Regions from separate parts of the Homo sapiens genome. Here region 2 is linked to region 1. Evidence: chromatin loops called from intact Hi-C (ENCODE). Cell type or tissue: PC-9. All regions are shown on one strand. Each heading gives the region's core, and the rest is flanking DNA. Links, peaks and the distances in the headings are about the cores only. Region 1 holds the start of LOC124906319 (a long non-coding RNA gene). Region 2 holds the start of MB21D2 (Mab-21 domain containing 2).

The links. Peaks named below come from ENCODE experiments on the same cell type or tissue, not always from the same donor. Only the 100,000 strongest peaks of a DNase experiment are listed, where the experiment ranks them.
Region 2: it touches region 1 in a loop (2.4-fold over the local background); 4 of 110 quality-filtered maps call a loop at or near these places.

The regions. Positions count from the first base shown.
Region 1 is chr3:192,558,664-192,574,266 of GRCh38, reverse strand. All of the region lies in intron 2 of FGF12 (fibroblast growth factor 12), which reads left to right. It overlaps LOC124906319 (a long non-coding RNA gene), which reads right to left and starts at 7,266. Exons shown (of 3, transcript XR_007096220.1): 1 at 7,096-7,266; 2 at 6,643-6,752; 3 at 2,634-2,860. RefSeq lists an enhancer at 7,236-7,285. In PC-9, for the core only: CTCF peaks have their summits at 7,195 and 7,399 (motif pointing left); a DNase peak (open chromatin) is centred at 7,376.
Region 2 is chr3:192,917,735-192,933,337 of GRCh38, reverse strand. It overlaps MB21D2 (Mab-21 domain containing 2), which reads left to right and starts at 15,482. Exons shown (of 2, transcript NM_178496.4): 1 at 15,482-15,603. The coding sequence starts at 15,498. RefSeq lists a silencer at 15,177-15,536. In PC-9, for the core only: no CTCF peak of the experiment used is centred there; a DNase peak (open chromatin) is centred at 9,407.

The DNA of each region.
Region 1 (15,603 bases), core at 3,917-11,916:
ATAGGACATTTTTCTCCTCTGAGGCTTTGTTTCTCCATATCCAAAATAAACAATATTGACTAGCTAACTTCTGCACTCCTTTTAAGTTTTAGGATATGTACTATGAGAAGTAGATTATTAATTGCAGAAAAGTCAGTAAAATACAAGAGTCCTGTATGTGATCCCTTCCCAAAGCAGCATCTAGCTTTATAGCTCAACGATAATGTTTAATCTGGACAGGAAAGACACTATACTTCACTCCCATGATCCTCTGTTAGGGAATGGCTGGGCAGAGGCCCTTGCTTCAAGGGCACCTTAGGGTAAAAGAGGCTGGGAAAGGAGAAAACTGGGTTAAACCTATTATTGAACTTTTGTTCCTAACTTAAATGAAGACTAAATGACACTTGCTGAACATGTAAGAGGAAGGGCATGGATAAGATGGCAATTAAATGTTGCTGACACACCAGCAGTGTTGACATTTTAAAACTCAGACCGCTTTTGAAATGTCTTCTTGCTCTGTTTGTTTCTTATACCCAAATTTGGTTGGGTTTTATTTTTTCTAATAAGTATCGTAAAATAGGTATTATGTTAGTCAGGGGTCTCTGGAGAATTGGAACCAATAGGAGATTTTTATTTATTTATTTATTTATTATAAGAAATTGGCTCATGTGATTATTGAGGCTGGTCCACTGTCTGCAGAGCCAGTGTCCCAGTTTAAGTCCGAAGGCTAGTAGGCTGCTGTAGAACCAGGAAGAGTTGATGCTCCAGTTCAAAGGCCTTCAGGTAGGAATTTCTGTCTTAATCAGGGGAGAGTTAACTTTTTGTTCTACTCAGGCCTTCAACTGATTGGATGAGGCCCACCCACCATTACAGAGGTCAATTTGCTTTACTCACTCTACTGATTTAAATGTTAATCTCATCCAAAAACAACGTTGCAGGAATACTTAGAATAATATTTGAACATATATCTGGACACTCTTTGGCTGGTCAAGTTGACACATAAAATTGACCATCACAGGTATATTGACTATCCTTTTTTTTTTTTAAGCTCCACAAGGCACCAACCATCCCCTTTCCAAGATTATTTTTAAGGCCAGTTCAGAAGTAGGTTCCATAAGCACTGAGAACCCCTATCCTACAGGAAGAGAACAACTTTCCAAAATAACCTTTCCTAGTTCTGACCACTGAATATAGAATGAGACTCTTTAGTATAAAGTTTTGCTCATTACTTCTGTCCTTTGCTTTCCCAAGTATAAAAGAAAATACCTTTTCCGAATGCCATTTCTTCATTCCTAGAGTCATGTCATCACCCTTCTTCCCTCATTTTCTCTCTCCCTTTTTCTAACATTTACTAAATATTTATTTTATATAAAGTAATTCTAACGGTTGGAAAAACTATGAGGATGACCATGAAATGGCTCCTATTTCTCATTGTAGGCTTTTAAAATGTTCTATACATTGCCATTGTGATGACAGTGAGTCCCCTGCATTTTAAATTGTACATAAAAACAGAATTCTTGGTGTAAATTGTGAATGGGTCACTGTGTGCTTTATAGCTCTGATTAAAATAGTTTAGTATGTAATTTCTAAAAATAGTCTAAGGGGTAAACTTTTAGCATTGTTACTGTGTATTTGGCCCCAGTGAGTGGTATTTGTCTGTGCATAAAACTGTGCATATTTAAGTCCTTGGGTTCAAATTAAAGGGCTAAAATACTATACATGCCACCTTTGCATTCCTTTGAGTTTTGTTTGTTTTGTTCTGTTTGTGTCACTACAAAACTTATGTTGCCCTTATATAGCACATTTTTCCTTATTGTGTCCTTTTGATTAATTTTAATGACCATTTGTTCTCTTTTAAATCACCTGCCTGCTCATCAGTATCATTAAAGGACAAAAGGTAAATGGAGCTTGACGCTGTGCATGATCATGTGAATTTTCCCCTTGCTACAAGAGTTCTTCAAATGGGCCCAAGGAAGATCAACTGGGCGCTCAAGGAATAAATCATTAAATGCTAAATAATCATTTGGAGGAGGCTGTCAGTTTTATGTTCCTGGAGGATGGAAGAAGTGAAAGAGCTCATTTTCTTCAATTAAGTCTCTTTCGAGAAGAAATAAAAAACAAAGAGGAAGGAAAACAGAAGTTGTGTTTATTAAAAGCTTCCATCCAGGATCTGGATTACTATGAGAAGGTTCGTGATGGGTCCTAGTTTCCTAAGCCTCAATATTCTGATTTATTCATTGTTCACTAAATTGTCCATTGTATACTAGGCACTGTGGATAAGTCAGAGATGTATGAGGATTGCTAACACTCGTATATTACAACTAAAATTAAAAAAAAAAAAAAAACAGCAATAGTGCTAAGGACCACTATATGGACCCTCAGAAAGTTCCCAGGAGGGGCAAAGACTCCTAAGCTCTGGGAAGACCTCTAGGAGGCATGGGCATTGTGAGATCGAGATAGATTGAACACCCAGATTGCTGCTGGGGCTGCTGCTGAGGAAGTTGGTGATGTGGCTTTGAGTGGGGAAGAAGCAGCTGCTCGGAAGTTGCTCGCGTTGCTGCTTTGGCGTTTGAGGAGCAAGTGCAGGATCTTGCAAAAGCTAAATTGCTGCCCTGCCCTGGGGGAGCAACCTTGACACAGGACAGATTCAAAAGCACAGTCTGACAGATTTATTTTAAGAAGGCCCGAGAACCCTATCAAGATGTTATCTTCTAATAAGTTGGATACTGAAAGCTTTTGCTTTCTCGGATGGAAAGTCTGGACCCGGGCAGTGGGTCCCGTCCGCCCCGTGGCACCTTCTGCCTGTTGATGCCGCGCTGCTCGCGCGCTCCGTCGCTCTGGCAGCGATCCCGGTACTGCATGAGTCAGTTTTGCGCTGAACCTCGGCATAATGGAGGAAGGTGCTATTTTAGGATAACAGGCATATGATCAGGGTTTTTTTGTTTTGGTTTGGTTTTTTTGTTTGTTTGTTTTTTAGGGGGCAGATTTCACAGACCGCGATGTTTGCAGAAAGAGCGATCCTCCAGAATTCCTCCCTTTCTGCTACAGCACAGAAAACGATTTCACGAAGTCATTGTTGCCTTTCCAGGAGAAAAGGTTTCACATTTGACATTGACAGTCCATTAACTGTGTTAACAGCAGTAATTGCTTTAGAGCAGTTTAATGGAAGATGTTTATGTGTGGCTAATAAGGTTTGTTTTTTCCCCCCAACACCAATGTAGAAATGAAAGCAGAGAGGAATTGGAAAGGTGTGGAGAAGCTCTGAAGAATCAGAAGGTTAATGGAATCACGGAACCCTAAATGAATAGAACTCCCCGTCTGTTTCCCCTCCCTTTTCCATTACTACGTCATTTACTTTCCTAGCCTTGCTAGGACGGATGCCAGAAAGTGAGCTTCCAGCTTAGAATAGTTATTAAAAAGGGATGTGCTAAGGTTATAATCTTATTTTTTATTTAGTTTTATTTTTTCTTATACATATTATTACTGTTACAGTGAACTTTTTTTGGTAATAAGCCAAAATCAATAAAAATATTTTATGAAAAGATAAAACAATGTATGGATGTGTGTGTGTGTGTTGATTTCCAGGATTGTGAAGTTTGGGGATCTGCATACTACTAGATGTGCTGTAGACAATATGGTGCTATGAATACAGCAGATGTTATTCTTATGTCCACATGATGTACACTCTGGTATGTTTTCTGTTTCATAAATCCAGCTAACCAAATTTGGGGAAACTTCCAGACTCAGTCCTTAATTAGGCTGAGAGATCAAAGGTGACTATGATGAAATCCCCACCTCCAGACACATCATAAACCTTTATCTTTTATAGTGTTTGTGCCAGCCTGTCTCTTTTTTTCTCTTTGGCAATATCATTAATCACATATTTGGACTACCAGATTTGCATGTTTTTCCCCAAGTATTTATCTGTAACTAAAATCTTTTTTTGATAAGTTTAACATACATATGCCTAAATGTCTGCTGGAGCTCTCTACTTGGATTTCCATAGGCAACTCAAATTCAGTATGTTCAAATCCAAACCACCTATGGCCCTCCCCCCCATGGAAAACAAAAGCAAACAAACACAGCTAGCCTGATGCTTGTATTACATCCCTGTCTTGGTATATGGCACCTCTGTCTTCCTCCTTGCTCAAGCCTGGACCTTGCTAATCATATTCTGTCCTCTTTTCTTTTTTCTTCATCCTAACTATTCACTCATTTATTAAAACCTATAGATTCTGGTTCTTACTTGCCTTTGGAACTTCTGCCTCCTTGCAGTCATCACTGGCACTTTTACGGCACTGGCTCAGTGTAGGGCCTTATCTTTTCTCTTCCAAAAATTGTCATAGCAGCGCTAGTATCCTCACATCCTTAGTCCTGTTCTTCCCCAATCATTGTTTTATACACATATTTCTAAAGCATAAATATGAGTCGTGTTTTCCCTATTGCAACCTTCCAGTAATTCCCTGTTATCATTAGGATAAAGTCCAAACTTATTTGTATGGCACATGCGTTTCTCAATAAAGAAAGTGTAAGATCTGGAATCAGACAGATCTGAGTTCAAATCCTCATTCTGCAACTTACCAGTTGTGTGACTATGACTAACTTCTCTATATCTCAATTTCCTCTTCCGTAAAATGAGAATAATTTGGTGGCTACCTGCGATAAATCTTACTTCAGTTCCCCAATACCTGCTTCTCCTCTAATTTTGGACATTATCTTTCCCTGGCCTTTGAAGTTAGGTGTGTACAAATGACTTGCTTGGCAAAAGAAATGTAAGCACAATAGCTATATGTCACTTCTGTGTATAAATATTTAATTACTGGTACTGAATTCTCCAGACGTTCCTTTGCTGAATGTGAAAACATAGGAATACGAGGGTTCCTTAGAAATTAAGGAGATAGAATGCTGAGGCTACACACAGAAGACAACTGTCCTGAGGAATGACTCAAATCCACAGCAGACTATGTGTGGATGAGAAATAAACATTCATTAGATGAAGCAACTGATATTTGAGGGTTGTTTGTTACCTCAGCACAGCTTAACCTACACTGACATTCTACCACAAAGGCTGTTATGAGAAATTATATAATATACAAAGGCATATGCTATGATGCTTGGCCCCAAAGCAAGTGTTCACATAAGATTATCTTTGCAGACAATATTTTTTTTCTACCTTTCATCGCTGTACTTTATCCAAGGCACTTAACCAGTTGGTTTCACATTTTAGCATCTTTAGACATGGTGATTATTCCGCATGTACTGTTTTCTCCTGTTTTGCTCAGCTAATAACATTTATTCAACTTTGGAGAACCAACGTAAGTGTGCCCTTCATAAGTTGGTCTTTTATGAAGGACACCCTTAAGTTGGTTCTCGAAGGTTGAATAAATGTTATCTCATACCTGAGTCTACCCATAGCCTAGAGTGGTCACGTGGGCTCTATGCTCATGTATGCAAAGGATCTCTCCTTACTGCTTGAACACTACCTCACAGTGATAACGTTATGTATCTGTCTCTCCTACTGGGTTATGGATTTCCTGGCAGAAGGACTCTGTCTTGCCCATCTCTATAGTCTCAGGATTTATTAAATATCCACAATAGGCAGATATTTAATAAAACGTAAAAATTAACAAAAACACTCTCAAAACTAATGAGGGAGATAAGATAGCTGATTCCACTATAATATGACAAGTAATTGGCAGAAAATATGAATGCTTTCATTTCTCTGAAGCCTTACTGTTCATTTCCTCTTAGACCAAGAACGCTTTTGACTGTGACCATTGGCTGGTCTAACTCTCTTATTTTACAGGTGAGGAGACAACCCAAGGAGAGGATACAGCAAAATGGTGTCAGATTTTGGAGCAGAGATCAGATATTATTGCTCTATGGCAACTAAACACACGGAAGGGTAGGAGTCCATAATGTGTACATGCATGAGCTCCCCACTGGCAGGAGGAAGTACAGTCACAAGAGCACTACAGTGGGTTGAATGGTGGCCTTAAAAGATTTCCCCGTGTCTTAAACCCTGGTAACTGTATATGTGATCTTATTTGGAAAAGGGATCTTTGCAGATGTAGTTCTGCAGATGAAATCAATCCAAATTATCTAGGTGGACCCTAAATCCAATGACAAGTGTCCTTATAAGAAACACATGCAAAGGGCGGGGCATGGTGCTCACACCTGTAATCTCAGCACTTTGGGAGGCCCAGGCAGGCAGATCACCTGAGGTCAGGAGTTCAAGACCAGCCTGGCCAACATGGTGAAACCCCATCTCTATTAAATATACAAAAATTAGCCAGGCATGATGGCTGGTGCCTGTAATCCCAGCTACTCGGGAGGCTGAGGCAGGAGAATCACTTGCACCTAGGAGGGGGAAGTTGTAGTGAGCCAAGATCGCGCCACTGCACTCCAGCCTGGACGACAAGAGCAAAACTCTGAAAAAAAGAAAGAAAGAAAGAAAAGAGAGAGAGAGAGAGAAAGAAAGAAAGAGAAAGAAAGAAAGAAAGAAAGAAAGAAAGAAAGAAAGAAAGAAAGAAAGAAAGAAAGAAAGAAAGAGACACATGGAGAAGACCATGTAAAAATGGAGGCAGAGATTGGAGTTATGCACCACAAGCCAAGGAAGGCCTGGCATTAACAGAAGCTAAAAAGTCAAGAGAGGATTCTCACCTAGAGCTTTTGGAAGGAGCACAGCCCTGTGGACACCTTGATTTTGGACTTCAGACCTCCAGAAGAGTTGTTTTAAGCCCCCAAGTCTGTAGTGGGTTTTTAAAGCCGCCCTAGAAAATGAATGCAAGCACCATTTGGAGGATACATGCTTTTCCCCCCAGGCATATTTCTCTCCAGTTAAGCTTTCTATAATAATCTCTAAGAAAATTTTTAGCCTTTGTTACTTAAAAAAATAAAGCCCTTTCCCTTTCCTTATCTTTTCCCTTTTTTTTTCTCCAACTTCGGTGAGGAATAACTTACAGCCCCAACCCCTTAAAAAATTCCCAGTTCTATTAAAAAAGCCTTAGATTTTTTTCCCCACTAAAGTTGAAGGTAGAGTATTCCCATTCATATTATATTTCCCCAGATCATATCCTAAAAGAAACAACGACAAAGTTTTGATCTTTGTCTCACCTTTGAGCCTCTGAGGTGCTTCTAGTACCTGGAGTAAAACTTCCATCTTTATCCTCCACACAAAGCATGATCCTTTTCCTGTTGACTTCTCAGAGTGGTGGTAAGAAGTAGACGAGAGAAAGTATCTGTGGGAGTTTTGTAAAGTGTGAGGTGCTGTGTGGAGATAATGTTACTAGCATTACAGCTGCTGACTAATATGTATGAACTCAATAGAGAATAGACGGAATCTGAGAATTCAGTGCATAGCACCCTCTAGGCCGCCGGCTCTTGCTGCTTGTACCCTATACTTTGCTGCCATCGTGTGGCCTTTCTGGTAGTTGTTAGTGTTGTTGGTTCTTATATTTAATAGTTTTAGCCATAAATTTTATAATTATAAATTTTCAGGGTAAAAAGTAATTTTTATTTTAGAAAAATACTGGTCATACAACTGTGAAATTGTTCAGTGTCTATGTTCTTGTTTGAGGGAAACTAGGAGATGGTTTGGAAATACCATTTGAAATATTATGACGGACAAATCTAGAGATTAAAAGACTGGGATGGGCCAAAGAGACAACAGACAGTGTTGTAGACTTTAGAGAAACAAAAGCATGTGCCCTATCCAGGGGCATCCATAAAATACAGTTATTTGAATTCTAACATTTCCTGCAAATTTTCCCAGGCTCTCCACAGGTAGTCTCCAAGTCTTTTTAGCTTCTTTTCTCCAATATCTCTTTCATTTATTCTATACTCTCCAGCCTTATGGCTATTGTGTATTTGAGGCCTTTGTTTCTTTCTGTCTGGATCATTTTAATACCTGGTCTTCCTATCTCCATGATCTCTTATTTTTCTTTTATCTTGCACATGCTGCTAGAATGATTTTCATGAAGCACTATAGAAAGAGTACAGAGCAGTGATTGAGAGTAAAGTCTGAGGCCAGATTCCTTGAGTCTGAAACTGAGATCCCTCAATTTGGCTCTAACTAGTAGAGCGATTTGGTAACCGGAGGCAAGTTACTTAAATGCTCTTTATTTCAGTTTCCTTACCTATGAAATATGATACTACTAATGCCTGCTTCATATGCAGTCATGCCTCTCTCTTGCTTTTTTGAGACGGAACTTCGTTCTTTTTGCCCAGGCTGGAGTGCAATGGCGCAATCTCGGCTCACCGCAACCTCTGCTTCCCGGATTCAGGTGATTCTCCTGCCTCAGCCTCCCGAGTAGCTGGGTTTACAGGCATGTGCTACCATGCTCGGCTAATTTTGTATTTTCAGTAGAGACAGTGTTTCTCCATGTTGATCAGGCTGGTCTGGAACTCCTGACCTCAGGTGATCTGCCTGCCTCAGCCTCCCAAAGTGCTGGGATTACAGGCGTGAGCCACCATGCCCGGCCCAGTCATGCGTCTCTTAATGACAGGGATATGTTCTGAGAAATTCATTGTTAGGTAGTTCTGTCTTTGTGTGAAAATTGTGGGGCATACTAACACAAACCTAGATCATATAGCCTACTATACAACTAGGCTGTAGTGTATAGCCCACTATACAATAGGCTGTATGCTGTTGCCTGCTATTCAACTAAGCTGTAGGGTATAGCCTATGGCTCCTAGGCTACAAAAACCTATACAGCATGTTACTGGGCTGAATACTACAGACAACTGTATTTGTGTATCTAAACATATGTAAACAAAGAAAAGATACAGTAAAAATATGGTATTATAATCTTATAGGACCACTGTACTATTATGCAGTCCATTGTTGACTGAAACATTGTTACGCCATGTGTAACTTTATTTCTGACACAGATAAAATGAGCGAATTCACATCAGTGCCTATAATTTAGTGTTCAACTAATATTTGCTATTATTAGCACTCTGATAGAATGCAAATTATTTTGAATGCAAGAATTTGATTTGTCTTAGCATCTTCAACTTCACCTATCACTTTTAAGTTGTAGTAATTTGATAAGATTTTTAAACATATAGGTGAAGGATCACTAAGCTTTAAGCCAGTTTATTTCTTGGAACTCTCATTATATTACCAAAATATGCTTAAAGTCATCTCATGATTTGTCTATGCATTAATCAGAGAATTTTCAAACTTGCTAAATTTTTAGTTAATAAACAGTGATTAATATTTATTGAGCATTCACCAAGTGAAAAAGCTCTGTTCAAAATGTTTTATGTAGATAACCTCATTTAATACACACAGTAGTTTTGAGATCAGTAGTAATGTCAGCATTCCTATTTTATGTAGAGGAAACAAAGGTGTGGGAAAGTCCCACAGCCAGTAAATGGAGAGTAGATTAGAACCAATGCAATTTGTCTCAAGAGCTTACATTCTTAAGGGAATTCTGTGCTATAAATACATTCTCCTCTAATCTTTCATTTCAGTCCTGAGATGCTGTTTCTGAATACCAAAACACAGAAACATTTAAAAAATTCCAAACCCAGTGGAATGCAGAATGTCAAGCTCATTGCTGCACTGAAGCTACATCAACTTGCTATAGCCCATTTTGGGAACAGTGCTCCATGTGATCATGAACTGTGATCACTGGTTTCTGTTGCACTTGGATTTCTTTAAGTGTGCAGATGGTGTGGAGACCCCAAAGACCAAGTATTTTAAAGCTTGTACAGTAGGAAAGACAATGATTCAATTCCAAAAGCAATTCATTAGACATATCACATATCACCTGCTGCCTTAAATGCTGGCTTGTGTTGGAAAGTCTTCCTGAGAATACTGTCCCCGAAGCATAAAGTGGACATGAAAAAATGTAATCCCTGAGGTAAGTGGAGCATCTGGAACTTCTAGATGTTCCAATAAGACTACACATGGTCGGCAGGGCGCAGTGGCTCACTCCTGTAATCCCAGCACTTTGGGAAGCTGAGGCAGGCAGATCACCCGAGGTCAGGAGTTCAAGACCAGCCTGCTCAACATGGAGAAACCCCGTCTCTACTAAAAATACACAAATTAGCCGGGCATGGTGGCGGGCGCCTGTAATCCCAGCTACTCAGAAGGCTGAGGCAGGAGAATCACTTGAACCCAAGAGGCGGAGATTGCAGTGAGCTGAGATCGCGCCACTGCACTCCAGCCTGGGCTACAGAGGGAGACTGTGTCTCAAAAACAAACAAACAAACAAAAACAAAAAACAAACAAAAAAAAACAAAAAACTACACATAGTCTAATTTTAAGCCTTGGTGCCTCCTAATATATGGACAGGTTGAACACTGAAAAATGTAGGCATACCAAATGGTAATCATCCATTGATAATAGCACATACCTATGTCTTGCAATACACTTTTCTTAGGCTTGATTTGAATTAATGAATTTAATCCTCATAAGAAGTCTATGATATAGGTATTCTTGTCATCTCTATTTTCTCAGATTGGAGAACTGACAGAGAGGTTAGGATTTCAAATCAGGCAATCTGGATCCAAAGTTCAAGCTTTAACTACTAAGGAATACTACTTATCATTGTGTTTATCTATTGATAATAGCAGAGTTAAATATCATTTTATTAATTATGTAGAATTTCTCTCTTTGTTTCAGGACACTAATGATACATCTTTGCTGACAAAGCACTATGTAATTGTGTTCATACTTTTAAACTTGTCAGCTGCTAATGAAAATGCCATTCTCAAATATTATCCTTCCTCATTGGATTTAGCTTGATTTTTTTCCTCTTTAGGGAGTACAATTGAAACTACTCTGGCTCTCCTCAGTCTCCAGTATTAAATCATTGGCAGCAGCTGGTAACAAACTAGGAGGAGGATGGGATTGTGTGTGCAAGTCTTCATTGTTTGAGCAAGTGGTGAATGTGTGAGTTGTGAGCTTGGGGGCATAAAGAGCCTGGTGAACCATCTGCACCCAGAACCATTAAATCTTGGGATATGAGAGATATTAAAGATTGGATTGTCTAGCCATTCATCAAATGCTTAAAATTTGTGTCTATTTACCTGTTTTCAGTTTATACAACTTTTTAATAATATTCCATTAATCTTGGATAGATCTAACTTTGTTATTTTGAACTGAAATTGCTTTACTTTTAACTTCAACGGTAGGTCCCAGTTCTAAAGCTCTCAAAATCACATAAAAAAGTCTAATCTTCTTTCATGGCATATAAAAGCCACTTATACGTCCAGTATGAGTCTTCTCAAGATCCTTGGAGTCTTTCTGTGATAGCACTTTGAGTGTCCTTATTACCCTGGTCATACTCATGTGGCAAACAATGTGTCTAAGAGTATGTAAGCCAAACAGTGTTGGTTTCAGTATGGGAAATCCGTGTGAATGCTTGATAGAGAACGTTCAGGATGAACAATGACAGTGTGAATAAGAGAGATAATTGTTTGCAAGAGAAGCTTAGTGGATGAAACATAGCTTCTCTCATAGCACAGTGAAACATTGCGCCACTGCACTCCAGCCTGGGCAAAAGAGTGAGACTCTGGCTCAAAAAAAAAAAAAAAGTCTCAGAGGTAGGGTTAGTATCACCCAGAATTTATCTTCTGTACCCAAATTTCCATACTAGTTGCCATAATGAAGAGTATACCTATTTACTGATTACAAATATGTTTTATTGAAGATAATATAAATTCACAGCAATTATTTGTCCCATGGCGACAAGATGGCCTATATAATTTTTTTATTTATTAATAAGAGCTGTATCTAGTACAATTCTACTTCATTGTGGGTTTTTTATTTCAATCAAATTTTGAACTTTACTGAAGAAATCCCTTCATGTTTTTCTTATTATTTACTTCATGCATTTATGAAGTAAAAATACATGCATTCTTTGTGTTTCTATTGTCTAATTAAAAATTTAAATGCAATAAAATGCAGAAAGTTTAAATGTGTAATTTATTGAGTTTTGTTAAATTAACCTGTATAACCAACACATTCATCAAGACATACAACATTTCACTTGGGAAAATTTCTTCACATCCCTTCCAGTCAGTCTCTTCCCCACCCACCCACAACCAATTATCTAATTTTTCTCATCATAGACTTGTTTGGCCTAATCTTGAATTGCATATAAATGAATTTTTTCAGTCTATACTATTTTGAAACTTCTTCCTAAACAAAATTTCTGAGATCCATCATGTTGTTGTGTATCACTAGTTAATTATTTAAAATTGCTGAGTATAAGGTCTATTGTCTAAGTATTCCATGGTGTATTTATTTGTTTTTATTTTGGTAGACATTTGAATTATTTTCAGTTTTTTACTAACTTGAATAAAGCTTCTGGAAATATTCATGTACAAGTCATTTTCTTTTTTTTTTCTTTCTTTTTTTCTTTATTATTATTATTATTATTTTGCCATGTTTTAACTTCTCTTGTGTAAAAACCCAGGAGCAGAAGTACGGGGTCATAGTGTAAGCTCTTGTTTAACTTTATAATGAACTGGGAAACAAATTTGCAAACAATCTGATACTATTTTAAGTGACATTTCTAGAAGTATTATTTTCTAATCGTTTGTAACATAGTACACTCCCAATGTATGAGAGTTGCAGTTGGTCTGTATCCTCACAAATAAATAGTATTTTCCAGGCACGGTGGCTCACGCCTGTAATCCCAGCACTTTGGGAGGCCGAGGCGGGCGGATCACAAGGTCAGGAGATCGAGACTATCCTGGCTAACACGGTGAAACCCCATCTCTACTAAAAATATAAAAAATTAGCTGGGCGTGGTGGCGGGTGCCTGTAGTCCCAGCTACTCAGAAGGCTGAGGCAGGAGAATCGCTTGAACCCAGGAGGTGGAGGTTACAGTGGGCTGAGATTGCACCACTGCACTCCAGCCTGGGTGAAAGAGCGAGACTCTGTCTCAAAAAAAAAAAGAAAAGTGAAGTTTCTCACCATCATTTTAATTTTCATTTCGCTGAAGACTAATGATGTTGATAACTTTTCATGTACTTATTGGTCATTTGTATGTCCTCTGTTCTGACGTGCCTGTTCAAATATTTTGCTTATTTTAAAATTTGTGTTGTCTTTTTATTATTGATTTGCAGAATGTGTGTTTGTGTATATAGCTGTGCGTGTGTTTGTGTGTGTGTATATATGGCATATATATATGTTGGTTACTCCCCGCTTCCCCTTTCCCTTATAGATTTTCCTGTTCTGGGCATATCAGATAAATGGAGTCATGTAATATGTGACCTCTTGTGACAGTCTTCTTTCACTTAGCATAATGTTTTCAAGGTTTGCCCATGTAGCATGAGTCAATACTTTATTCCTTTTTGTGGCTAAATATTTTGTTGTATGCATGTACTATATTTTGTTTATTCTTTTTAATACTCTGCTAGGTTTTGTTTGCTAGAATTTTATTACTCTTTCACATCTATGTGTATGAGAATATTAATTTGCCTTTTTTTCAGTAATAGGTTTGTTAGATTTGTGACAGGTTTTATTTCTTCCTCTAATTTAGGAAAGAGTTTGTTAAAATTAGCATTCTTCTTTCTTTAATATTTAATATATAGTTCAGCAGTTAAACCAACCAGGCCTCCAGCTTTCTCTGTGAGAAGGTTTTTAATTTACAAATTAAATTTATTTACCAGGCAGAATTATATTTATTTTCTTCATTTTTCCTTTCAATTTTTAATTCACGCTTTTCAAGAAATTAATCCTTTTACCTAATTTGAATATACTAACACAAGGGCATGTATAATATTTGCCCATAGAATCTACAATGACATGCCATCTTTTATTCCTAGTATTGGTAATTACTGTTTTTTCTTTTTTCATCAACAGTACCTATGTTAGGGTTTAACCATCTTATTACCTTTTTTTACAAAAACACTTTGGCTTTTAAATTTTCCAATATTGTTTGTTTTATATTTTGATTTTTGCTCTTTATTATTTTTTTATTTATTTGAGTGTAATTTTCTCTACTTTTTCTATCTTCTTAAAGTAATCCTTAGATTATTGATTTTAATTTTTTTCAAATATAAGAATTTGAATCTCATATATTTCTAAGACTTAGTTAAACTGGATCATACAAATATAGAGTGATTTGTTTTCGTGAACATACATTTTCAGAAATTATCTAATGTGCCTTGTTGTTTCTTCTTTACCTTGGGTGATTTACAAATGTGCTGTTTCGTTTCAAAATATTGAAGATTTTCTTCATCTTAGTGAATTTTAATTCAATGCCATTGTGGTCAGAGAACATACACTGTAAAATTTCAATATTTTTAAATTTATTGCTACTTATTTTATGGTATATCATGAATGAATCTTGAACATTTTTAGCATTTGAAAGGGATGTGTGTTCTGCAATTGTTGCAGTAGTGTCCTATAAATATCAATTAGGTTAAAATGGTTGAGATAGTGCTGAAATCTTCTACTTACCTACTGATTTTTTTAATTCATTAACGAACTTTAGTTTTTAGAGGAGTTTTAGGTTCCCAGTAAAATTGAGTGGAAAGTACAGAGAGTGTCTCTATATGTCCCTGTCCCCAGACAGACACAACCTCCATTACTATCAACATCTCCCACCTCAGTGGCACTTTTGTTGCAATCTATTGACACATCTTTTTTTTCTTCTTTTTTTAGTTTTATTATTATTATACTTTAAGTTTTAGAGTACATGTGCACAATGTGCAGGTTTGTTACATATGTATACATATGACACATCATTATTAATCAGTGTTCTACATTATGGTTCTTGCTTAGTGTTGTACATTCTATGAGGTTTGAAAAATGTATAATAACATATATACACCATCATAGCATCGCACAGAATTGTTTCATTACCCTAAAAATCCTCTGTGTTCTACCTGTTTACCCCTCCCTATCCCTACCTCTTGATAACCACTCATCTTTTTACTATTCCCATAGTAACATTGAGCATGTTTTCATACACCTATTGACCATTTATATGTCTTCTTTGGAGAAATGTCTACTCAAGTCCTTTGCCAATTCTTAAAACATTTTAAAAAGTGGGTTATCTGTTGGTTTTGCTATTGAGTTGAAGGGGGTCTTTATATATTTTGGAATTAACTCTTCCTCAGATATATGATTTGCCAATATTTTTTCTCATTCTTTAGGTTGGCTTTTACCTGCAGATTGTTTTCTTTGCTGGGCAGAAGCTTTTTAGTTTGATGTAGTCCCATTTGTCTATTTTTGCTTTTGTTGTCTGTATTTTCAGCGTCAAATTAATGAAATCCTTGTGAAAAGCGATATGAAGATGTTCCCTAATGATTTATTATAAGAGTTCTATAGTTTCAGATCTTGCATTTAAGTCTTTAATCGACTTTGAGTTTATTTTTGTTTATGGTGTAATATAATGGTTCAATTTCATTATTTTGATGTGGATATTCCATTTTCCCAACACTATTTGTTAAAGAGACTATTGTTTCTCCATTTTGTAGTCTTGGCACTTATGTCAAAAATCATTTAACCAATATATACATATGGGTTTGTTTCTGAACTCTTTATTCTATTCCATTGATCTATATATCTGTCTTGATGGCAGTACCAGATTGCATTGATTATGTTGCTTTGTAATATGTTGAAGTCAGGAAGTATGAAGCTTCCAGCTTTAT
Region 2 (15,603 bases), core at 6,167-14,166, 360 kb before region 1:
TCAGCAGGTGGATCACTTGAGGCCGGGAGTTCGAGACCACTCTGGCCAAGATGGTAAAACCCTGTCTCTACTAAAAATACAAAAATTGGCCAGGCATAGTGACTTGTGCCTGTAGTCCCAGCTACAGGGAGGCTGAAGCATGAGAAGCACTTGAACCTAGGACACTGAGGTGGAGGTTGCAGTGAGCCAAGATCATGGCATTGCGCTCCAGCCTGGGCAATAAAGTGAGACTCTGTCTCAAAAAAAAAAAAAAAGGCCAGGCATCGTGGTGTGCGCCAATAGTCCCAGCTACTCATGTGGCTAAGGCAGGAGAATCACCTGAGCCCAGGGAGGTGGAGGCTGCAGTGAGCTGTGAGTGTGCCACTGCACTCCAGCCTGGGCAACGGAGTGAGACTGTTTCTTAAGATTAAATAAATAAATAATAAATAAAACCTTTAATTAGCTTATTAATTGCCTACACAGCCAAATTAAAGCTCCTTTGCTTCACTTTCAGAGCCTTCCACAATAAGGGTTCACTTTTCTTAATCCAAGAACATAAACCTTAGAATGTGCAAACACTTATTTCTTACATTGACATCTGGTTTTAGTTCATTTATGTCTTAACCTGTTTCAACTTATAAAATTCCACATATGTTAGGACAGTTCCCATGGAAATTATTACTGCTTTGAGGGTAGGGACTACGTCTTTCAAACCATGTGCCTATAGCCCTAGCCAATCAGGACAGGAGGCTGAGGTGGGAGGACTGCTTGAGCCCAGGAGTTGGAGACCAGCCTGTGCAATATAGCTAGATCCTGTATCCCTGTATCCAAACAAACAAAAAAAAGGTATATATATATATATATATATATATATATATATACACACACACACATATATATACATATATACACACACATATATATAATATATATATACACACAGAATAAATTATTTTTAATTTATTGTTAATTGTAATGGTGTTCAGCTACCATCCACTTCTCTACCCCTTGTAGCAGTTCAATCTTAGCATGGTATAGAAACCGTAAAACACTCTGGAAATACTTGTTGAATTACATTCCCACTGTGATATTTCTTTGAGAAGTAGACTTTAATTTTGAACAGGCTACTTTTTCTTTTTCCTGAGAGAGAAAAACTATCTAAGTAGACAATTTGGGGAGTAAATTTACAGCTTTTTTGCAAAAGGTGCTGAGCTGACCAAAGCCTTCTTGGAGGCCAGCATGAAGGTCACCTTTTCCTTTATTTCACTTTCAACACAGTTATAGCTCAGGTACCAATTCAGAGAGGGTTTTTCAATAATTGACCAAAGTGGTAATCTCTTCGAGATGTGAAAAAGAAACCAAGTGCTTCACAGATCAGCTACCCAGAAGTCGAATATCTGTTCTTCCTTATTCCCGGCACACTATGGTGTATGGCATTTGTTGAAAGAATAAATGATTTCCCCCTTCCCTTGGGCCTTTTTCCTCCACCTCCAGGCCTCACCAATATTAGGAAGACATAAAATTGAGATGTAACAATTCCTCATACCTTTACAGCATTTTTTTTTTTTTTGACAGAGTTTCGTTCTGTCGCCCAGGCTGGAGTGCATTGGCATGATCTTGGCTCACTGCAACCCCCACCTCCCAGGTTCAAGTGATTCTACTGCCTCAGCCTCCTGAGTAATTGGGGTTACAGGCTCCCACCACTTCGCCTGGCTAATATTTATATTTTTAGTAGACACAGGGTTTCACCATGTTGGCCAGGCTGGTCTCAAACTCCTGGCCTCAAGTGATTTGCCTGCCTCAGCCTCCCAAAGTGCTTGGATTACAGGCCAGACCACCACGCCAAGCCATCTTTACAGCATTTTTTTTTTTTTTTTTGAGACCAAGTCTTGCTCTGTTGCCCAGGCTGGAGTGCAGTTGGCATTATCTCCACTCACTGCAAGTTCCGCCTCCTGGATTCACGCCATTCTTCTGCCTCAGCCTCCTGAGTAGCTGGGACTACAGGTGCCCACCACCATGCCCGGCTAATTTTTTGTATTTTTTTTTTTTTTTTTTTGAGACGGAGTCTCGCTCTGTCGCCCAGGCCGGACTGCGGACTGCAGTGGCGCAATCTCGGCTCACTGCAAGCTCTGCTTCCCGGGTTCACGCCATTCTCCTGCCTCAGCCTCCCGAGTAGCTGGGACTACAGGCGCCCGCCACCGCGCCCGGCTAATTTTTTGTATTTTTAGTAGAGATGGGGTTTCATCATGTTGGCCAGGCTGGTCTGGAACTCCTGACCTCAGGTGATCTGCCCTCCCCGGCCTCCCAAAGTGCTGAGATTAGAGGCATGAGCCACTGTGCCCGGCCGGATGCTACTTTTTTAGGGGGAGACTCTGATCTCTATCCAAAGGGAGGTGACCTTGTCCTCAGACTGGAGTGAAACATGATACACTAAATCTTGTTATAACAGATTGACGCCTACCCTGGGAGGGGAAGTTTTTCTTAATGAAGGCCATTAGCTAGTTTGCATGATTACATTTATCCATGCTCCTTATCTATCTCTCCACACCTGCCCTTCTGAGGCACACAAAGACATCCTCCTTGACACACTCCTCCTACCCAGGTGTTATTGATGTGTTGTAGAGGGTAACCTCTGCCCTCAAGAATGTGATTCAACAGTCTGTGAATCTGTGGTTTGCCTGTCCCACAGGATTATTGTGGGGATGAACATTAAAATGAGATCATATACATTAAATCTAATGCATTATGTAAATGTAAGGTAATGTTATGTTTCTAAGCCTCTAGACATTTTCCATCTTTGGAAAATAATAGAACAATGTCACCACAAGACAAATGTTCAGCTGTTCACAGAGGAAGTTGAACTCTGACCCCCCTTGAGCGTTCCACACATTTGTTAACATCCATTTCTCGATGATGTCCATTTATTTAACACCTCTGATCAATAACCTCGTTTCTCCCCAGTCTCTCTTTTACTAGCCTCTTCGGTAGATTTAATTAAAGTAATGCACTTTATGGGGATATGAAACCAGGCACTTGATTATGTCACTTCCTGGTGCAGTTCCTCAGCTTCCCTCTTATAAAGCAGAAATTAGGAGGGGGAGAGGGGAAGAAAGGGTACAACTTGCTTCTGCTCCATTCACAGCGGCATGAAGCCGAATGAAGACTGGTCCAGAAAGTGTCTAGAATCCTATAATTCCTATAATTATCTTATTTTTAAAAAATGTTACATTAGCCTCAAAACCAGTCACATTCTTTTGAATGCCATAAAACCATTAATCTTCAGAACAAACCCATGGCTAGTTAGCTCATCAGTAGAAAACATGAATTCCTATGTAGGCAAAAGGATGACTGAGTTTAACGCAGGGATGGGAGAGGCTGGTGGTGGAATAAGTACGGCACACATCGTGTTTTCTTAACAGTAATGTGCTAACCCAACAACAATTCTTTGAAATGTGGGAGGGGCTTGGGGCATGGAAAGAAGATGCCTGAGAGGAATTAGAATAAAAGGAATTCATAAGGCACAAAACTGAAATAATAAGAGTCATAGATTAATTTTACTTTCCTGAGAACCTTCTGACTCCTATAAATATTTTCTCTGTGCACCTCTGACCACAGCAATTTAAGTATTGTGCCCCCCCACCCCAAAAAAAAACAAACAATAACAACAAAAATCAAGAAATACCTTTGACCGAGTGGTAAAAGCAGTAAGGTTTGAATTGTGTGATATATAAATCCCTGAACATATTATTTGGTGCATTGATACCTACATGTATGTTCATTAAAAATTAGGGCCTAATACATTTCTTCCATTTATTGAAGAAATAGTGGCTTTTTCAAAGACAGTTAAACTGAAAAACAGAGATAAAAGCATTCTTATTTCTCAAGGATGGCAAAACTTGTTTTGAAGAGTCAGCAGCATCTAGCTTCCAAAAGAAAATGGGATTGACTTGTATGTGTCATGCCCTGGAGGTTTTCTGTGTGATTTTGGAGGAATCTCTCGATCTCTCTGTTTCATCTGCAAATGTGCTAACAGCTTTGGAATGAGTACTTGAACAAGCATGGAGTAATCACTGGCTAAATAAAAGAGGTTTTGATGAATGCTCTATATTTCCAGCCAAACTGAACCACTCAATGTTTCTATAAACATCACACATTTTCCTGACTCCACACTTTTTCTTATGCCATTTCTCTCACTAGGAATGCCACGGTCCTGTCTTGTTCTTATTTTACCTGTTCTCCAAGGACAAGGTCAATTGTCTTTTGTGTTTTCAGCTTTTCCGCCTTCTTTACGTGGAAGTACTATTCCTTCTTCCAAACCTGCAAAGATAGCTCTTGTTCTCTATCTCTTATAGATTTGTCGAATAACATTTTTAATGTCTTTAATTAAATGACTTATGCCCTTCCTTTAGAGGGCAGGGATTGCGTGTGATTTATCTCAGAACTTGGCATGTGATAAGCACTTAGTAAATATTTATCAGGTAGATGGCGTGCCAGTTAGTTTTATGTGTCAGCTTGGCTAGGCTCTAGTACACAGTCATTTAATCAAACACTTATCTAGGTGTTCCTGTGAATGTATTTTATAGACGTTGTTAATATCTACAACCAGTTGACTTTAAGTAAAGGAGATTACCCTAGATATTGTGGATGAGACTTATCCAATCAGTTGAAATTCCTTAAAAACAAAAACTGAAGTTTGTAGAAGAAATTCTGCAACATCAACTCCTGCAAACCTGCCCTATAGTTTTCAGACTTGCCTGCCCTACAGATTTTGAACTCGTCAGTCCTCACAACTGCATAAATTAGTTTAAAAAATAAATCTTTCGGGCTCCAGTAGGATGAAAATGTTTGCTTTGTTCACCGCCATATCCTCACTGTCAAGAACAATGCCCGACACATAAAAGAGATTCAATAAATATGTTTTCAGTGAATGAAGACATAAAAAGACAACTTTATGAAAAATGCCATATTAACTAGGTTATGAAAATTTACTAGACTATTTACTAGGTTTTTGCTAAATTTGGCTATTTATAGTTTTGTAGTATATAGCTATGGACTGCAAACATATAGCTATGGACTGCAACATGCAGCCATTTATTGGCAATTGATGCACAGGCCCTCACATTCTTTGGCTTTTGTGCTGACATGTGGAAAAAAAATTCCAGTCCTGCCATTCTGTGTGTTCCCATAAGCAAGTCACTTCTGTTCTCTTCACCTTATCTTGTTCAACTGTATTATTAAGATTTTGATGTTATGATAGAATTGGAAACTCCTTTCCACTCTTCTTTAAGATCTGTGATTTTTATGCATGGCTATATCCTTAATTTTGCATATAATTTTGTCATCAGACATACTTGAATGTTATTTATTGCCTAAAGATTGTTATGTCTTTTTATTACTATCACTAATTATTATCTGAAATTTATAAAGTTGCTTTTCTCCAAAATACATAAAGAAAACTGCAGCCCAGATTCCTAGGAGCAGATTTCTTCCATATCTTGGTTGTGAAGAAATACAGACTCCTTAATGCTTTTTTGCCAAAACCACAGTTTCTTGTGTCAACTGCTTTATAAGTCTGGTTATAAAGTTCTATACCTATGTTCATCTCACACCTGGGCTTCAGAACATCATCCTTGGCTTCTAACTTTAGGGCCAGAAAATCATTTTATAACTGTTTTGCAGCCTCTTGTAAATACTTCCTGGGGTACTTTCTTCGGGTGCCTTTTGTTTCTGCTTACCCTGTGAGGAGAGGGATTTCTGGAGTCTGACAAACCTGCTGGGCCCTGGCTGGACCCTAAGAACCCAGAGACCATGTAGCCATACCCTAGGGCCAAGCTGCTGAGTGAATTTCATCAGCAGGCTTTGCTTCATCCCCCACCAACAGAGAATAAGAGGCCATTAGCCAAGATGTGTCAAGGAGGGGGTCTTAATGCACTTATAGATTCTCTTCTCTTTTGATTTTAGGCTAATTCTTTTAGAGTAAAGATCCTTAGAAAAAAATTAGAACATTCAACTATGGAATGTCAAGCTGTGCAAGGATAGACTGGGGGAAAATAAACAAACACATTGTGTTAAGAATTTGTAGGGAGCACTGCTTTATTTGTCTTCTCATGTTAGAGCTGTAGCCTCAGAATGTCACGCCTGGATGACACCTTATTTATTCATTTACACAAGAGGAAGAGGAGATTCGGAGAAAAGGAGAGGATTTTTCTCTGATCATGAAACTAATGGCCAAAGCTGAACCAGAACAGAAATCTCCTGACTTTCAGCTTTTGTCTGAATTTATTTATTTACAATGTATATCCGATATATTCCTATCTATCCCCCTTTAAAAAATTTAAGGCAGGCTGGGCGCGGTGCCTCACGCCTGTAATTCCAGCACTTTGGGAGGCCAAGGCAGATGGATCACTTGAGGTCAGGAGTTCGAGACCAACCTGGCCAACATGGTGAAACCCCGTCTCTACTAAAAATACAAAAATTAGCTGAGCATGGTGGTATGTGCCTGTAGTCCCAGCTACTCGGGAGGCTGAGGCACAAGAATTGCTTGAACCTGGGAGGCAGAGGTTGCAGTGAACAGAGTTCACAGCACTGCACTCTGGCCTGGGTGACAGAGTGAGATTGTCTCAAAAAAAAAAAAAAAATTAAGGCAAATCTCAATAAAATGCATGTACTCATATCCCCAAGATAGTTTAAATAGACAAGAATAATCACAAATTAGATAGAATAAGGGAGCTATGTTTTCTTTTAGTCTATCTTTCTTCCTTTTTTTTCTCTTATTTTTTTCTATTAGACTATAAAGAAACATTAGAGAATGTAAAGGGTGTGAGGGTATTTTTTTCTGCTGCTTAGAAAGTACTAACAGAGTAAGCAGAATTAGAAGTCATGGTCCAGAAAGTATATTTATGGCTGTGTGTGTGATAATATTGTCAGGGCTGAAGGAACATCACAATTTTCTTCATATCCTCTCTCTCTCTCTTTCTCTCTGTCTCTCTCCAGGTTATACATTTGGAATTTAAAATTAGCTTTGGACCACAACTCAACACACCAGGTCTCAGATCAGGGGAAACAACTCCTGCTATTCTTGTGCTGTACTGAGTATGGTTGGAGGTGAAAACAAAAAAGAAAGCCAAGTTTTTCAATAAACTTCTTACAGTGTAGGGTTTAGAGAGGTTTTGTTTTTGTTTTTGTTTTTGTTTTTCTGTGAAGGAATCTCCCTCTGTCCCCAGGCTGGAGTGCAGTGGTGCGATCTCAGCTCACTGCAACCTCTGCCTCCCAGGTTCACACCATTCTCCTGCCTCAGCCTCCTGAGTAGCTGGGACTACAGGCGCCCGCCACCACACCCGGCTAGTTTTTGTATTTTTAGTAGAGACAGGGTTTCACCATGTTAGCCAGGATGGTCTCGATCTCTTGACTTTGTGATCCGCCCGCCGCAGCTTCCCAAAATGCTGGGATTGCAGGCATGAGCCATAGTGCCCGGCTTTTTTTTTTTTTTTTTTTTTTTTTTTTGGACAAGATCTAGAAAACAAAACAGGCATTATAACAATTCCTTTGCCAATGGTATAGACGTGCTCAGAGAACTGGCTTCTATCATTAAACAATGAGCATGTAAATTAATATGTTAAAGGAAGACCCTTTCTTTTTACTGAGAACTTCTCCAAATATAAATTTGGGTTGCACGGTATGTATATGATGTCTGTGGCATGTTTCTGTACCACAGAACTTCTTTGTATCGGGTGGAATGAAATAACCTGCTAGAATCGGACAGTAAGAAAGCCAGAAACGGCTGGGCACCCTGCCTCACGCCTGTAATCCCAGCACTTTGGGAGGCTGAATCACAAGGTCAGGAGATCGAGACCATCCTGGCTAACATGGTGAAACCCCGTCTCTACTGAAAATACAAAAAATTAGCCGGACGTGGTGGCGGGCGCCTCTAATCCCAGCTACTTGGGAGGCTGAGGCAGGAGAATGGCCTAAACCCAGGAGCGGAGGTTGCAGTGAGCCGAGATCGCGCCACTGCCCTCCAGCCTGGGCAACAGAGGGAGACTCCGTCTCAAAAAAAAAAAAAAAAGAAAGAAAGAAAGAAAAAGAAAACAAAAGCCAGAAACAAGGAAATATGTATTTTTAAGCCTAGAAAAATAAAAGACATAATCCTTGATCTTCGTTGGGCCTTACATGAAAATAGATCTCAAACACCTTGTGTTTAGTGCAGAACATAGCTCTGTCATGGAGTGACTCCTTGTAGGAAGCTAGTTTTCAGTTTTCCTGTTAACTGAAAATGGATCATAGAGTCAGAGCTTCTCAGAGTTGAAAGACATTTCAGAGGCCATAGTCTCAGCTCTTTACTAACTTAGGAACCTAGCATAACCCTGATGGGTGGATAACACAGCCCTGAACACCTTCTGTGATGGGGAGTTTACTAATTCATAAAGCAGCCTATTCAGTGCACAGTGGCTCTCATTGTGAGAAAATGCTTCCACATCCTCAGTCAAAGTTTTATGTCTGTAGCTGCCATCAATCCCTCCTGGTTCCACCCTCTGAAGCCACATAGGAGAAAAAAAAACTAAATTAATTTATATTTAATTAACTAATTGACCACAGCAAAGCAAGCCAAACAGCTCCACTTTTCCCATGACAAAGGATTATGGTCTATCCTTGGCACTCGATCCAGTACCCAGAGTATATGTAAAGTAGGATACGGATTGGTGTGGAGAACCCAGAACAGGGCCTTTTGGCAAGTTCAAGGGCCAGAACAAAATGTAACAGTATCAACGGATTGATTGGTTATGAGGGCCCCACCGTTTCACCAGAACAGCTGATGGGGTTAAGGCAGTCGTAATATGCGAAGAGGATTTTTCGAGTTATTTTAAATTACCTGCAATTATTACTATGCCCTTTCTTACCTGATGTGTAGAGTTTAAGTCAAATGGGTTTTCCCAAAAGTGAGAAGAATTGAAAATATGAACTTAATTTTTAAAGTTATTTTGTCGTAAACTTTATTGAGCAAAGGGCCTGAGCTTAGATTTTAAGGTAGAGAGAAGAGGAACAAAAGGCTTTGTTTACAGTAAGGTAACTTGAATCAAAATTTGGAATCAGATTGTGTATGTGAAATGCTGATAAAGCGTACCCATTCTCTAAAATGTGAGAGATTATTGGTGTTTTTCTGTATACTCAATGGGTGCTAACAACAGATTCAGTGAGGTTTCATGGAAAGAACTTGGATTGTAAATCAAAAGACTCAAATTTGGGGTCTGAGCCTGCATTTACTTTTTAATCAAACATTTATTGAATATCTACTATGTTCTACACATCCAGTAAGAGGTACTGGTGATACATCTGTGATCAAGACAGACAGTGTTGCATACATTTTTGTGAGGGAAACAGGAAAGTTATCAGGCAGATACAAGGAAGTGTGAGAACGAACAGTGACGTAAGTCCAGAGGGAAGGAGAGTCTACAAAGGAATTTACCTGACCTAGACCTGGGTGTGTGGGGGTGGAGGAGATCCAGAAAAAGCTCTTTGCAAGGAAATGACATCTAAATAGAGAGCTGAAGGATGACAATTAGCCACAAACTTCACTATCTCTCTGAGCTTTAGTTTCTTATTTCCAAAATGCAAAAAATAATAATAGTCCTCACTAACCTGCTTCAGTAAGAGGCTGTGAGGAACCGATAAATGAATTTTGTGATGAGCGCTTTGTTGAACTGTAAAGTGCTCTATTATCAGGAGGAATTGTTAATAATTGCTATCAGATATTGTTATTTCCATCCCTAGAGTTCATTTCCTTCTTTTCACACGCACAGATTTTGCTTCCCTGAGTATAGCAGGAGTAGAGAATAAAACAAGAGACTGGATGAAGAGATTGATATTGCTGCACTTTTCTCCATAGCTAGATCATTCACGCCCTCAAGGTCATTAGAGTACAGGGTTGGGGGAGAGAGAGAGAGCAGAGAATAAAATGAGAGACTGAGTGGAGAGATTTACATTGCTGCACTTTTCTCCATAGCTAGATCACTCACGCCCTCAAGGTTATGAGGATACAGGGTTGAGGGAGAAGCTGGGACTAGGCCCTCTGAACCATGTGAACACATCAGAGCAGGTGGGCTTCACATGGGCCTCACTTTATTAGGACTGAATAGTCTGAATAGAGAGGGTTATTTATATTGTTCTGGGGACCTCGCTAATATTTCAATGGCCTAAGGCCGGGCGCGGTGGCTCACGTCTGTAATCCCAGCACTTTGGGAGGCTGAGGTGGGCAGATCATGAGGTCAGGAGTTCAAGGCCAGTCTGGCCAACATGGTGATTCCCTGTCTCTACTAAAAATACCAAAATTAGCCGGGTGTGGTGGTGTGTGCCTGTAATCCCAGCTACTCCAGAGGCTGAGGGAGGAGAATTGCTTGAATCAGGACCCAGAAGGTGGAGGTGGCAGTGAGCTGAGATGGTGTCACTGCACTCCAGCCTGGGCAACAAAGCGAAACTCCGTCTCAAAAAAAAAAAAAAAAAAAAAAATTAAACGGCCTAATCTCATTAGAAGTAACAGTGCCCGATTTGCCCCAAGCAGGGACGTGCGCACCTCTGTTTATGACTACCAAAGAGATTTAGCTGTAGTCTTGATTGTCTACCTATTGCCAGGAAAAATCAGTAGCCAAGTAATTCCAAATGTCAGCAGTTTCTGGTTTACTGAGATTTAACTTCAAGTGAAATGAGTGCATTTTGCCCAAGGGCCACTCTCCTGTTTTTATTTTTATTTTTTAAATTATAATTTTGATCAAATTTCGTGGCATTTTTCATGTTCCTTCTGGCAGTCTGGAAACACAATAACAAATATTTAGTAAATTTAAAGTTAGTATGAAAAATAGAAACAGAATTGTCTCTACTATCTAGTCAAGTTTCCCTTCTCTTTCTGTGCCCTCATTCTCCCATCTGGTAAATAAGGGGGGTAGATGGAATTTATCATCTAAGTTCCTTCTACTGTCAACATTCCACACGTCTGTGATGTTTGCCTCTCTTTTTCCTGCCTGCATTTCAAATCATAAAAAACCCAGGCCACTTCCATTTGTTAGACTTTTATTGAAAATCCAGCTGCCCAAGAAGGCCAGATCTTGTAGCCTAGGCTGCTATTTAAATCTCCCTCAGACCAGAGAATCTTTGTTTAAAATTATATTTTGTTAATCCATCATGTGGATGTGGAGCTTGCTATTTTTAATGCAGGCTCTGCACAGCCCAGTTATTCATGGCTGAGAGTTTGCCACAGAACTTCAGAGCTGTATTTAACAACAAACAGCTCCAGAGAAGCAAGATGAAGACTTCTTTCACATGCTAATAAAATTTGGGAGTTGGGAGTAGAAGGGCAAGTTCTACCTCTAAGTGTGACAGCAGTTTGGAAATGCAGGCTGTTACTCTGTTCTGTTTGATGCTGCAAGAGCCAGCAAAGGAAAAGCCTACCTTAGTGCTTGTTTAGATGGTAGACTCCACTGACCTTTGTCCATCTGTCAAAATTCTAGAGATATGCATTTTTATTCAAGCCTCAGACACTCTTTAACATCTTCTAATAATGATTTTCTCTCTCTCTCCACCTTCCTCTCTATCTCTCTTCCTTCTCTTAGGTCATATAACATACACAGGGAGAAAAAGGCATAAAAATTGGGGCATTTAATTAAATGCATGCAGAAATACTTACATTTATAACAACACTTAACTAAATACTGGGAAACCATAGATAGCTTACATTGAGATATTTAAATTGTAGCAAAAATCACCTAAATTCTGACTTCTTGGACTTTGAGGGATGGTATTAGTTCATTCTTTTTTATTATTATTTTTTCTGAGAAGGAGTCTCCCTCTGTTGCCCAGGCTGGAGTGCAGTGGTGCAACCTCGGCTCACCATAACTTCCACCTCCCGGGTTCAAGCGATTCTCCTGCCTCAGCCTCTCAACTAGCTGGGACTACAGGTGCATGCCACCATGCCTAGCTAATTTTTGAATTTTTAGTAGAGATGGGGTTTCACTATGTTGGCCAGGCTGGTCTTGAACTCCTGACCTTGTGATCTGCCCGCCTTGGCCTCCTAAAGTGCTGGGATTACAGGTGTGAGTCATCGTGCCCGGCTTCATTCATTCTTTTATATATTCATTTGAACATATAAACTAAGGTCATAAGATGGGTCAAGAACTAAATTAAATGCAGTGTTTACACAGGTGAAGAAACACAGTACTTGCCCTTGAGAAGCTCAGAGGTTAAAAAGTCTCCCAATAGATCAATTCAGGAAATTATGGTTTTTGATCGTTTTTCTCTATTCTTCTAATTCAACAAGGGATATTGACACAATCTTATCAGCGTTCTATTAGAGCCTAGGAAGGTGTTAGTTTACCATCCAATTACATTATCTGGATATGCGGGCTCACTGAGGGTCCATGATTCATAGAAATCTGATCTGGCTGACGGGAAGGAGAACAGACAATGAGGAACATCAGAGAGACCACTCACTCATTCAAACCCCCAGGGTCCAGCACTACGGCACAACAGGAATACTTTCTGCTAACAACCTGTTGTTTCTTTATGGATATAAATATCATAAGAAAAGGTAAAATTAAGGGAAGATTAGTGATGCCTCATTCATATGTTTGGAAATTAACAAATAAAAAGTGTTTCGATTTTGTTGTCTGAAGTATTTCTTAACTGTACATGGTTTGGAGGTAACTAGAACCATTCTGCTCTATGGAATGACTGCCTCAGCCAGCTGTCGCACAGGTGCCTGCCATTGATCACTAGTGAAGCACTGACAGATGGGAGTGGATCACTTTGTGCTGGAGTTCCAAACACTTATGTGGCTTCTAGTACTGCCCAGGTAATGTTAATATCCTCTCAGGATGAGAAGTCAGGGCAGCATAGCAGAGCTGCGAAAGCCAGAGCTTGCTTTGTTTGTTTGTTTGTTTGTTTGTTTGGAGATGGAGTCTCACTCTGTCACCCAGGGTGGAGTACAGTGGCGCGATCTCGGCTCACTGCAACTTCCGCCTCCTGGGTTCAAGCAATTCTCCTGCCTCAGCCTCCCAAGTAGCTGGGACTACAGGTGCACGCCGCCACAACTGGCTAATTTTTTGTATGTTTAGTAGAGATGGGATTTCATCGTGTTACCCAGGCTGGTCTCGAACTCCTGAGCTCAGGCAATCTGCCCGCCTCGGCCTCCAAAGTACTGGGATTAGAGGCGTGAACCACCACGCCCTGCCTAAAAACCAGAGTTTTTAAGTCACTTCCTCATCAGTCCACCAGCATTTATCTAGGCATGGATCCTCTCTCTTTCATACTGAGTGGGTGAGGAAGTGTGTTTCAAAGAGAAGGAAACGAAAAGTAAGAGAAATTAACTGGTTATGCCACAATTCTTCACTCATTACTTGATTCAATAAACATAGAGGACCCTTCGGTAGGACCATATGCTGCAGGAAATACAAAGATGAATAAGATGTAGCCCTCATCCCCAAGAATCTTTTAGTCTAAAACTTGCATTAACAATGATGAAGTGGTCAGGTGTGGTGGCTCACGCCTGTAATCCCTTTGAGAGATCTAGATGCAAGGACTGTTTAATCCCAGGAGGTTGAGGTTGCTGTGAGCCACGATTGTGCCACTGCACTCTGGCCTGGGCTACAGAGGAAGACCCTGTTTCAGAAACAAACAAACACACACACACACAACCCAAAACAAAAAGCAATGATGAAGCAAGGTCAAAATTCATTAGCATCATATGAAAGCTTCTGAGAGTAGGTTCTGAGGAAGGAAAAGTTGCCACCAGCTTGAGGGGAGGGTCTCCGGAAAGCTGTAAGAAAAAGGCAGACGCGGATTGGTTTTGGTGTAAACGGAGTAAAGAAGAGAGGAATTCCAGGGGGAGGTCAGTGGTCAGGTCTGTGTTTTCTAAAGATCACTCTGGCAACAAGTTGTTACTAGATTGAGGAACAGTGAAAGAATTAATAACAATAATAGTAGAAGCTGATAATAGCTAAGTACTTATTATGTCAGTCCTTGAACTAAGTGCTTGACCTGTTTTATCTCACGTAATCCTTAAAACAACCTGTGAGACAGGAATTATTATTCCCATTTTATAGGGGAAGGCATGGAAGAGTCCGTACTTCCTTCCATGTCTAACAAAACAATTTGTATTCTTGGCCATGAGAACTCGGGTAAGAAAGTGAAACAGACCTGATCTAAATCAGGGACTGTGGGATAGAGAAGAGAGATTTTGGAGAATTAGGGAGGAAGATAACCTATGTTTCTCACAGCCAATGGGCCTCCTAAGTGTTTGAATGATACACCCCATAAACACTAAAACCACCTCTGAGACTCTATTCTGCCTAAAGGACTATGACTTAGATTGAACCTGCCTTGTCATGTAAGCCTAACTCCATGGTAGGAGCCATGTCTTTTGGTTATCACTGTCACATTCTGTCACTCCATCTGGCAAATGGTGCGTACTCAAATTTTATCTGTTGAATGAGAAAATTTTCATCTTGTCATCCAACATTTCTTGGAACCTGGGGCAATACATTGTTTCCCCTCTCCCACACCCACACTTCAGTTTCCCTATCTTTATATTAGAGTAGGTTGAATCTCATTAACTCATTATATGTTAAGATAAATAAGCTGTTATTCAGGTCATTAATTACCTTGGGCAAAGGTAGGGATATCTAGGGGTTAGTGGGAGTGCCAATACTGGGTTAGATGTGGACCCTCTTTTTTTATACGCTCAATCCTATCATCTTGGCAATCCAAGAGGAAAAGGGTAGAAGACAGGTTTCATATTCCTTAAGGCAGTTTCCTTTACTATTTAAAGGTATTGGAGTTCTTGGGATAGAGAGGTAAACGCGCACAGAGATGTCCTCCCCCAGGACACCGCCCTTAAAATCAAACGGAGGAAGACTTTCTTCTCCTTGAATGCGCTTGGCAAACCCTGCCCAGAAAGGGGATGGGGGGACGGCCGTGGAGGTGGAGAAAGAATGCATCCACACCTCGCGCGTCTTCCCAAGTACGGATTGGCAAGTGGTATATGCGTGCAGACCTCTGTCATTTATTTATTTTCCTTTCCACTGGGTGCGCTGTCCCTTTAAATGGAGACGCTGGTGCTGGCTCCGTAACACCGGAGCCGGCAGCTTGTTGATTTCAGAGCTGGTGAATTTCACATTGTTTCCACTTCACTTTCCTCGCCCGGGGGAGGCTCCAGTTGGCTCTACGACCGCCGTTGCCGCTGCCAGAGAGGGCCAGGGCAGGGCAGGGACGCGCAGCATCGGGGCGGGCGTGGGGCCGGAGAAAAGGGTGTCGGGGCCACACACGCACCCTCGCTGCAGTCCAGCTCCTCCCGAAGCTCGCACGCCCAGAGCGCACGGAGCGGGGGACTGCCCGCCCAGACGCCCGCCCGCCAACCCGCCCACGAGCCGGGGCCAAAGCCTGGGAGCCTGCGAGGGGAGGAGGCCCAGGGGGGCGGGGTGGGGGGCGGGGGTGGGTGCCGCGCTGCCGCGGAGCTGCTACTCGGCGCGTTTTGCATGAAGATGGCGGCTCCCACCGCCAACAAGGCAGCCTCCCTGGGCTGTAACAACAAGCCTGCGTTCCCGGAGCTGGATTTCAGGTCGGGAGCTCGGGTGGAGGAAT